Linked DNA regions of Mus musculus: region 1 is linked to region 2. The links are chromatin contacts, found by Hi-C or POLR2A ChIA-PET in ENCODE. All regions are on one chromosome and are shown on one strand. Each heading gives the region's core, a stretch centred on a gene start or an enhancer-like site at or near the end of the contact. The rest is flanking DNA. Distances are from core to core; before and after follow the strand shown. Region 1 overlaps Ctsb (cathepsin B). Region 2 holds the start of Fdft1 (farnesyl diphosphate farnesyl transferase 1).

Region 1 (3,585 bases), core at 660-3,159, 36 kb after region 2:
ACGCTGATGAGTGAGGCTCCCTGTTCCCTTTGAACTGTACTTCACTATGATTTTTGTAAAATCCATGAAATCCAGTAACCCAGAAAACTTAAACATGGTGCGCAAGCTTTGGCCCCCACTCCAGGGAAATGACCTCTAAGAAGATGGCAGTCCGGGTCATATGTATGTGAGTGCCCGCCTTGGTTAATTAAACAAGTGTAGCTCCCTTATCTCTAAGCAGGAGGAAGTGCTCCGAGGTGTGAGCAGTTACAGGTACGGTTTTGAGAACCATTTCTGAGGGTGACAGGAAACCAGGGGGAGAGACAAAAGCCTTGAAACTGCAGCACAGAACCGTGCACCCTGCCAATGTCAAGCAGAGGGAGAATTGGTTTATTGGCACAGACATTCCTTGTTAAACTACAGGGTTAAGTGGTAACTACAACAAAAAGCAAGTTTTTTTTTCCAGACTAGTTTCATTGTGGTTATCTGTCGGTCACACAGCAAACCATGACCATGTAGCTTGTTTTAAGCCATACAATTGGGGGTGATCTATAAAACCAGTACAGCTCTTCATACTTGGTTGAGGTACACAAAGCATAAAAATCCTATTGAAAAAGCATCGGCTGAGGACAGGACCAAGGAGAGCTGGCCACATTACCAATGTCGATGGATGCAGATGCCTTGGGAAAAGGTAGCTTTCTCCAGAGAACTGCACTGGGCCATTGACGAATGCCTGCCACAGACCCAGAAGTGACCAGCTTCAAGATGCAGCTGAGAGGTGGCATTTGTCCTCTCGTGAAGTGTTCGTTCTTTTGGAAGTCCTGCAGTCAAAGCCCTTGGGTCCTCGGATGCTGGGATGGGGATGGGGGTGGGAGGTATGGCAGGCAGAGCCACAACAGCAGGCACTACAAACCGCACTAGTCTAGGGAGAGGCTAGGATGCAGACTGTGATCACTGTCGTGGGATGGGCTAGGAGGAGGCCAGGTAAGGACAGTGTTTGGAGGGTAGCTCTGATGGCAGGCAGCTCTGGTCCAGTCGTCCAAATCTTGCCAAAAGCTTCATGCATGTTAGATGAACTCAAAGAATCAAAGACTCCCCTGTCTACCTCATTCCCTGCCAGGGCCGCTAAATTTTGGAAAAAGCCCCTAAGGACTGGACAATGAAGTCAAAGCAGATTAGAATCTTCCCCAGTACTGGTCAGTGCGTGGGATTCCAGCCACAATTTCTGATTCAATGCCACAGTGGTTCTCTCCTCTGAGGATTTTAAAGAAGCCTGGGATGGAGAAAAAGTAGATGCTTTCAAAGTATGCTCTGAGCTTGGCCTAACCCTTACTATGTTCATAGGATGCCCCACTCTGTAACCCAGGTTGGCCACACACTCCACCCTTAGCCTCAGCATCCTAAGTGCTGGGACCACAGGAGCCAGGGTGAGCTACCTGACACCCAGCATCATCTGAAACTATCAGTTCTCGTCACATGCTGCTCATGTGATGGAGCTCTGGGACTCACAGATGGTTCTAGACCAAAGGATCTATACATTTAGGTAGTCAGGTCCACACCTCAGGCCACAGAGGAGCAAAGGGGCTATGATGCTCTGGCCCTTAGCTGCTTATGTAGTTTGAGGAGGGGGACTGCCACTCACCATTATCACCCCAGTCAAGGTTCCAAGAGTTGGCTGCCAGCCAGTAGGGAACTCCATTCTCTACTCCCCAGCCCAGGATGCGGATGGCGTGGCCACCCATCATATCACCGGCTTCATGCTTGTATACTCCTGAAGAAGAAAAAGGCAGTTATCACTGAACACAGCTCACTGCCTGCTCACAGATTCCCAAGACAGCTAGCCACCTAGTCAGAATAGGCTGACAGGAACCAACTGGTCTCCTACACTGAAATCTCTAGAAAGCTGGAGGAGGGCCTCAAGATGAGCACTTGCTAGCATGTCAAGGTCCTGGGTTGGGTCTCCAGCACCCATAGTCTTTATCAGGGAGCTTCGGTGTGTGGTTTGAACAAGAGTGGCTCCCACAGGCTCATGTTTGAATCATTTGTTACCAGGGAATGGCACCATATGGAAGGATTAGAAGTGGCAGAAGGGGGGTGGAGGGGAAGTTGCCTGGTGTGTCACTGCGGGCGTGGGGTTCCTCTATCTGTCTCTGTGGTACCCCTCGGCCCTGATACATGCACACACCTGTGCACCAAGGTGTAGTTCTCAGCTACAGCATGTCTGGGGAGCTACACTCCCTGCCATGATGACAGTGGACTAACCCTCTGAAGATGTAAGCAAGCCCATATTAAATGCTTTCTTTTTTAAGAGTTCCTTGGTTATGGGTCTCTGCAGAGCATCAGAACAGTGAGTAAGAAAAGAAGTGCCTCTTCACAGCAATAGAACAGAATCTATGACAAGGGTATCCACGGTATTAGGAGATTACATAGATTGTGTGTATGTATGTATGTATGTATGTATGTATGTATTATGCATGCATATATATATATATATATACACACACACACACATATATATATACAAACATATATATATGTGTGTGTGTGTGTGTGTATGTATATATGTATGTATGTATGTATGGAGGTTGTGTGTGTGTGTGTGTGTGTGTGTGTTTGAGATATGGTCTAAAAAGCCCAAGTTGGCCTCAAACCTCAAAATTCTGCCTCTGCTTCCTGAATGCTGGGATTACATATGGGTGCCACTATATCTGACTTAAATGTGTGTGTATATACTTTTTTTTTTTTAAGACAGTGTCTTATTAAATATCCCTAGCTGGCCTGCAACTCACTGTGTAACCAAGGTAATCTCAGATCTGCCTGCCCCTACCTTCTGAGTGACAAAATCAAAGATGTACTCTACCATTCCTAGCACTTCCAAAAATATTTCTGGAAGCCCAATACACTTAAGAATGCAAATTTTAAAAAGCGGGATCCTACAAAAATATTATTAGGTTGGCTTGAAAATAAAGGTTCTGATAAACTTTTAAGTTATGAAGCAAACTTAAAATCCAAAGGCCAATTATTTGTTTTACACCCTGAGATTCCATGTCTGGGTTCATCTGTGAAGCTTTAGATAGCTTTCAGAGTTCCTGCTTTGCTGGGGTTCACTGGAGGGGTAAGGTAAGGGCGCAGGCCACTGTCGGCTGATCGAAGCTTGGGTGTTTAGAGATCTGGTCAACCAGGCTTTCTACTTGCTTAGGTACAGGTGCTGTGATGGCTGTCCTTGGTTGTCAACTTGACTACATCTGGAATTAACTAAAAGCCAAATGACTGAGCACACCTGTGAGGAATTGTTTTCTTAATTAAACCATTTGAAGTAGGAAGACCCACTTCTAATGTGGATCTGAGGTGGGAAGATCCACCTTTAATTCTGATCTTTGCAGGTGAGCAGACCCAGCTTTACTCTGGGCCACATTTGTCTGCTGCAGTGAGAAAGAAACTCTGTTTGCCAGCTTGCTCTTGCAAGCTATTCCTTCACTGGCATTAGAGCCTACTTCTTGAGACTCCAGCATATGCTGAAGACCAGCTGCAACATCTAGCCTCATGCACTGAACTACTGGATTTTTGGACCTTCTGTTAGTAGGCAGTCATTGTTGGACTAACTGG
Region 2 (3,651 bases), core at 365-2,864:
CTGGAATACACCTTCTAGAACACTGTGACTTCACTGTGTGTGGTGGTGGTGGTGGTGGTGGGGCTTTTTTGATATTTTCTTCTTGTAGTTAAGGACACCAATTCCATTGGAATTAATTTTAAGGCCTGCCCTTGTGGCCTTGTTTATATATAATCCCTATGAAATTCCCATCTCTAAAATTCCCCATTTTAGACTAAAGCTCCAACACAGAAGTTTTCTATAGAAGGACTCAAGCATTGAGGACCAAACTGGCACATTTTAATAATTTTAATATGTTTTTACTAGCATATTCACCATATATAACAATGGGCTGTATTATGACATTTTATAACGTATATAATATATTCTGATCATATTCAACCCCTATTATTCTCTCGTCTTCCCGCCCCCACTCTTCTTGAACTTGTCTTTAAAACTAGTCATTTTTCTTCTTGATCTGTCAGTAGGTTTAATTAGGGTTACTAACAGAAGTATGGGCAACTTACTAGCAGACATACCACTTAAAATCTTTGTCTATCTTTAGGTGATACAAAGGCACCACCGAACTTGATGACCTGAGTTCTATCTCCAGGAGTCAAATGGAAGAAGAGAAATGACTTCCACACATGGTATGTGTGTGATAACACTTATGCTCACATCAAAATATAATAAAAAGGTGTAAGTAGAAATGAAGGCTAATTGGAACAGTAAGAATTATGACTGTAAAGGGGAATGTAATAAAAATACATTATATAAGTGTATGAAGACTTCATAATAAAACTTATGTATCATTTATGCTAGTAACTTTTTAAGTCATTCCACCAGCAACCATCAACTACCAATAGAACTGGGAGGGAGCCCTTCCTCGCTCCTTGCAATCCTTAACTGGGGAGAGCAGGAGGTATTTGTTCCCATCACATCCCTGGGAGGCCCAATCTCGGGCAGATTTTGCAAGCACTACATAAGTCCTGGTTCACGTCAACTAGAACATCGAGAGGTATTAAGAGCTCAGTTCCCTTTGTTTTTGCAGCTTTGAAAATGGGATCCAAGAATCATCGCCATGTCGTCTCACAAAAGACGGGTGGAGAAGTCTGAGAAATACTGTGCGCTGTCCCGCTTGGAGTTTCCCGGGGCTCAGCAAAGCCCCGGTAAACTCGAGCCCCTGTAAACTCCTCGGAGGAAAGCAAGACTGTTTTATCTGTTCTCAAGCCGCGAGGCGCGTTTCCAGTCCCTGCTACCCTTTCACTCTGACTCGGCTTTGCCAGCCAACCCCTTAGGTATATCAAGAGGTGAACTCAGACTGGAGGCCGAGGTCCCTAGGATCGTGCAAAGCTCTCAAGCCTTTCGCGGAACTCCAGAACGTCCACGCATGCGCCTCGCTCGCTGCCAGCCTACGACACGCAGGAACAAAGGCTCTCTGCTGGGTACCAATCGTGTTCGCTGGCTGCTTTCCAGCTCTCCAATCAAATTCTAGGGTGTGGTCATCGCGCCAGGCTCCTCCGGCTTCCGATTGGTTAACGTTTTCCTGGTGCGAGCAGCTCTGGCCAATCAACGTCCGTCAGTCCACTCCGCGCGTCCTAGCCTGGAGGCGCGAGCGGCGCGGCCGGTTGAGGAGGGCGGGAGGTGGGCGGGACGTCCGGCGCTGGCCCCGCCTCCTCGCCCTGCCCACTCCCCGGCGTCTAAACACAGGTGGGAGCGGGAGATCCCGACAGGTGAGCCCCGCGCCCAGCAGTCGCAAGGATGGAGTTCGTCAAGTGTCTAGGCCACCCGGAGGAGTTCTATAACCTGCTGCGATTCCGCATGGGAGGCCGGCGGAATTTTATACCCAAGATGGACCAGGTAAGTCGAGCATCCCTGCTCCCTCGCAGGCCTGTGGCGGCTTCCCGCACAAGAGGTCTCTAGAGGATGGATGGTCTCTGACACCCTGGTCTTCACGGAAGGCGGGATCCCTGCCTGGGTCGCGCACCCCCACTAGGGCCATGTCCCCCCCCCCCCCCCCCCGCCTTTCAAGGTTTCTGTCTGTTCAAGCCATTGCTTTTCTTGGTAGTTTGGCTGCGTATTTTGTTCTTCTAAGCTTGGAGTTATTTTTACCTAAATGGGTGCGTTCCAGAATTGAGATTAAAGAGAACACGGTTGAGAACAATTTTGAGAACATAAGGAACCCTGGAGGAGTTATCGTGCCTATTTTCACTGGAATGAAACTTACTTCGCCCCACCCACTCCTTCCAGTTTTCAGACATCACCTCCCGCATAAGCTTACTCACCTTTCTGCAGCCACTATTTTATTCCTGGGTGCTTCCTACGGTTTTTGTTGTGTCCAAGTTCCTACTAGTTATTGGCTGCCAGAGGCCAGAACATGTTTGTTTTTTTGGTTTTTTTCGTATTTCATTGGTCTGTTCCCTTTCTTAAACGCGTGCTTTTATGATAATACTTACTCTGACAAAAGTATGTAACTGTTGCATGATGACACATCCAGTTAACATCAAAAACTTAAACGTTTCCCCTTCACTGGAAACATCAGGCACTGTATTTTATTTAAAGGTATTCTTAATTGGTGCCCTTGCTTTTCTCATTCAGAATCCTCCCTTTTTTAAGATTTAGCTCTAACAAGTGCTCTCAGCCATTCAGCAGACCCTGGACACCTGTCAGTGATGGGCACTCTGTGGGGTAAAACATGGATAGCAGTGTAATTAAGGGCATAGACAGGGTCCACAAGGAAATGAACGCCAAGAGTAGGTTTCAGGGGAGAAGAAGGTACAGTTGCCAGATTCTTGCACGGATAAGTAATCAGAGCAAGAGCAAGAATCTGCTTTATAATCCAACTTGAGCTCCTGACAGCTCCAGTGACAGGTAGTTCATTCTGACCTGCAAGGTCTCCTTACCTGCCTTCTCTAGCACCCTTTAACTTAGACCCGTGATCCCAGAGCCACTTTCAGATGCAAGATTCTTTATTTCAGTCTCGCAACAACTTCAGGGTTCTCTTAACTCGGTTCTGAATTTTATTTTTTCAAGACAGGGTCTCACTGTGTAAGCCCTGGCTGTCTTGGAACTCACTTTGTAGATCAGGCCAGCCTTGTGACTCAGAGATCCACTTGCCTCTGATCCCCATCTCAGCCTCCTGGCAAATCTGAATTAGAAGCGGCTTGAAAATAATCTTTTCTTCATGTACAGGCCTTTACTGCCTTGAGCAAAGTAGCTTGTCAGAAATGTGTGGGGGTTGGGGATTTAGCTCAGTGGTAGAGCGCTTGCTAGGCAAGTGCAAGGCCCTGGGTTTGGTCCTCAGCTCTGCGGGGGTGGGGGGGGGAGACAAAATAACAAAAAGACAAAAAACAAACAAACAAACAAACACCCAAGGTAACTGGTACACAGAGCGGGGCATGGTGGCACACGCCTTTAATCCCAGCACTTGGGAGGCAGAGGCAGGTGGATTTCTGAGTTCAAGGCCAGCCTGGTCTACAGAGTTTGAGTTCCAGGACAGCCAAGGCTACACAGAGAAACCCTGTCTCAGAAAAATAAAAACAAAACAGAAATGTGTGAAGATGAATTAGTGAACAGACTGCTTTGGGGAAGCTTGTATGTAGCCTTCTAAGGCAGGTAGGTGCCTTTGCCTGAGTATAGCAGAATAGTGACTTTTCCTAAGGGGATTTACAAGAGTAGGAGGGAAAATCACTG

Evidence for each region. Hi-C counts contacts between places; a loop is a spot of excess contacts on that map. ChIA-PET counts read pairs that join two places held with the same protein, here RNA polymerase II (POLR2A).
Region 1: a map of CH12.LX shows a loop between it and region 2 (2.1-fold over the local background). The contact joins the enhancer-like site here to the promoter of Fdft1 in region 2. A Hi-C loop is called at or near these places in 2 of 37 maps with a recorded cell type or tissue (CH12.LX and T-helper 17 cell). POLR2A ChIA-PET finds 5 or more read pairs at or near these places in 4 of 5 experiments (Patski and embryonic stem cell).

What each region holds. Positions count from the first base shown.
Region 1 is chr14:63,139,899-63,143,483 of GRCm38, reverse strand. Ctsb (cathepsin B) reads right to left here. Exons shown (of 10, transcript NM_007798.3): 9 at 1,622-1,750; 10 at 1-1,252. The coding sequence ends at 1,155. Among named protein-coding and RNA genes, the nearest start is that of Gm51283, 8.7 kb to the left of the region's middle. Within about 2 kb of position 1,909, at least 1 of the 3 ENCODE cell types and tissues checked has a DNase peak (open chromatin) inside an H3K27ac peak, as active enhancers do.
Region 2 is chr14:63,175,850-63,179,500 of GRCm38, reverse strand. It overlaps Fdft1 (farnesyl diphosphate farnesyl transferase 1), which reads left to right and starts at 1,614. Exons shown (of 8, transcript NM_001360211.1): 1 at 1,614-1,818. The coding sequence starts at 1,720.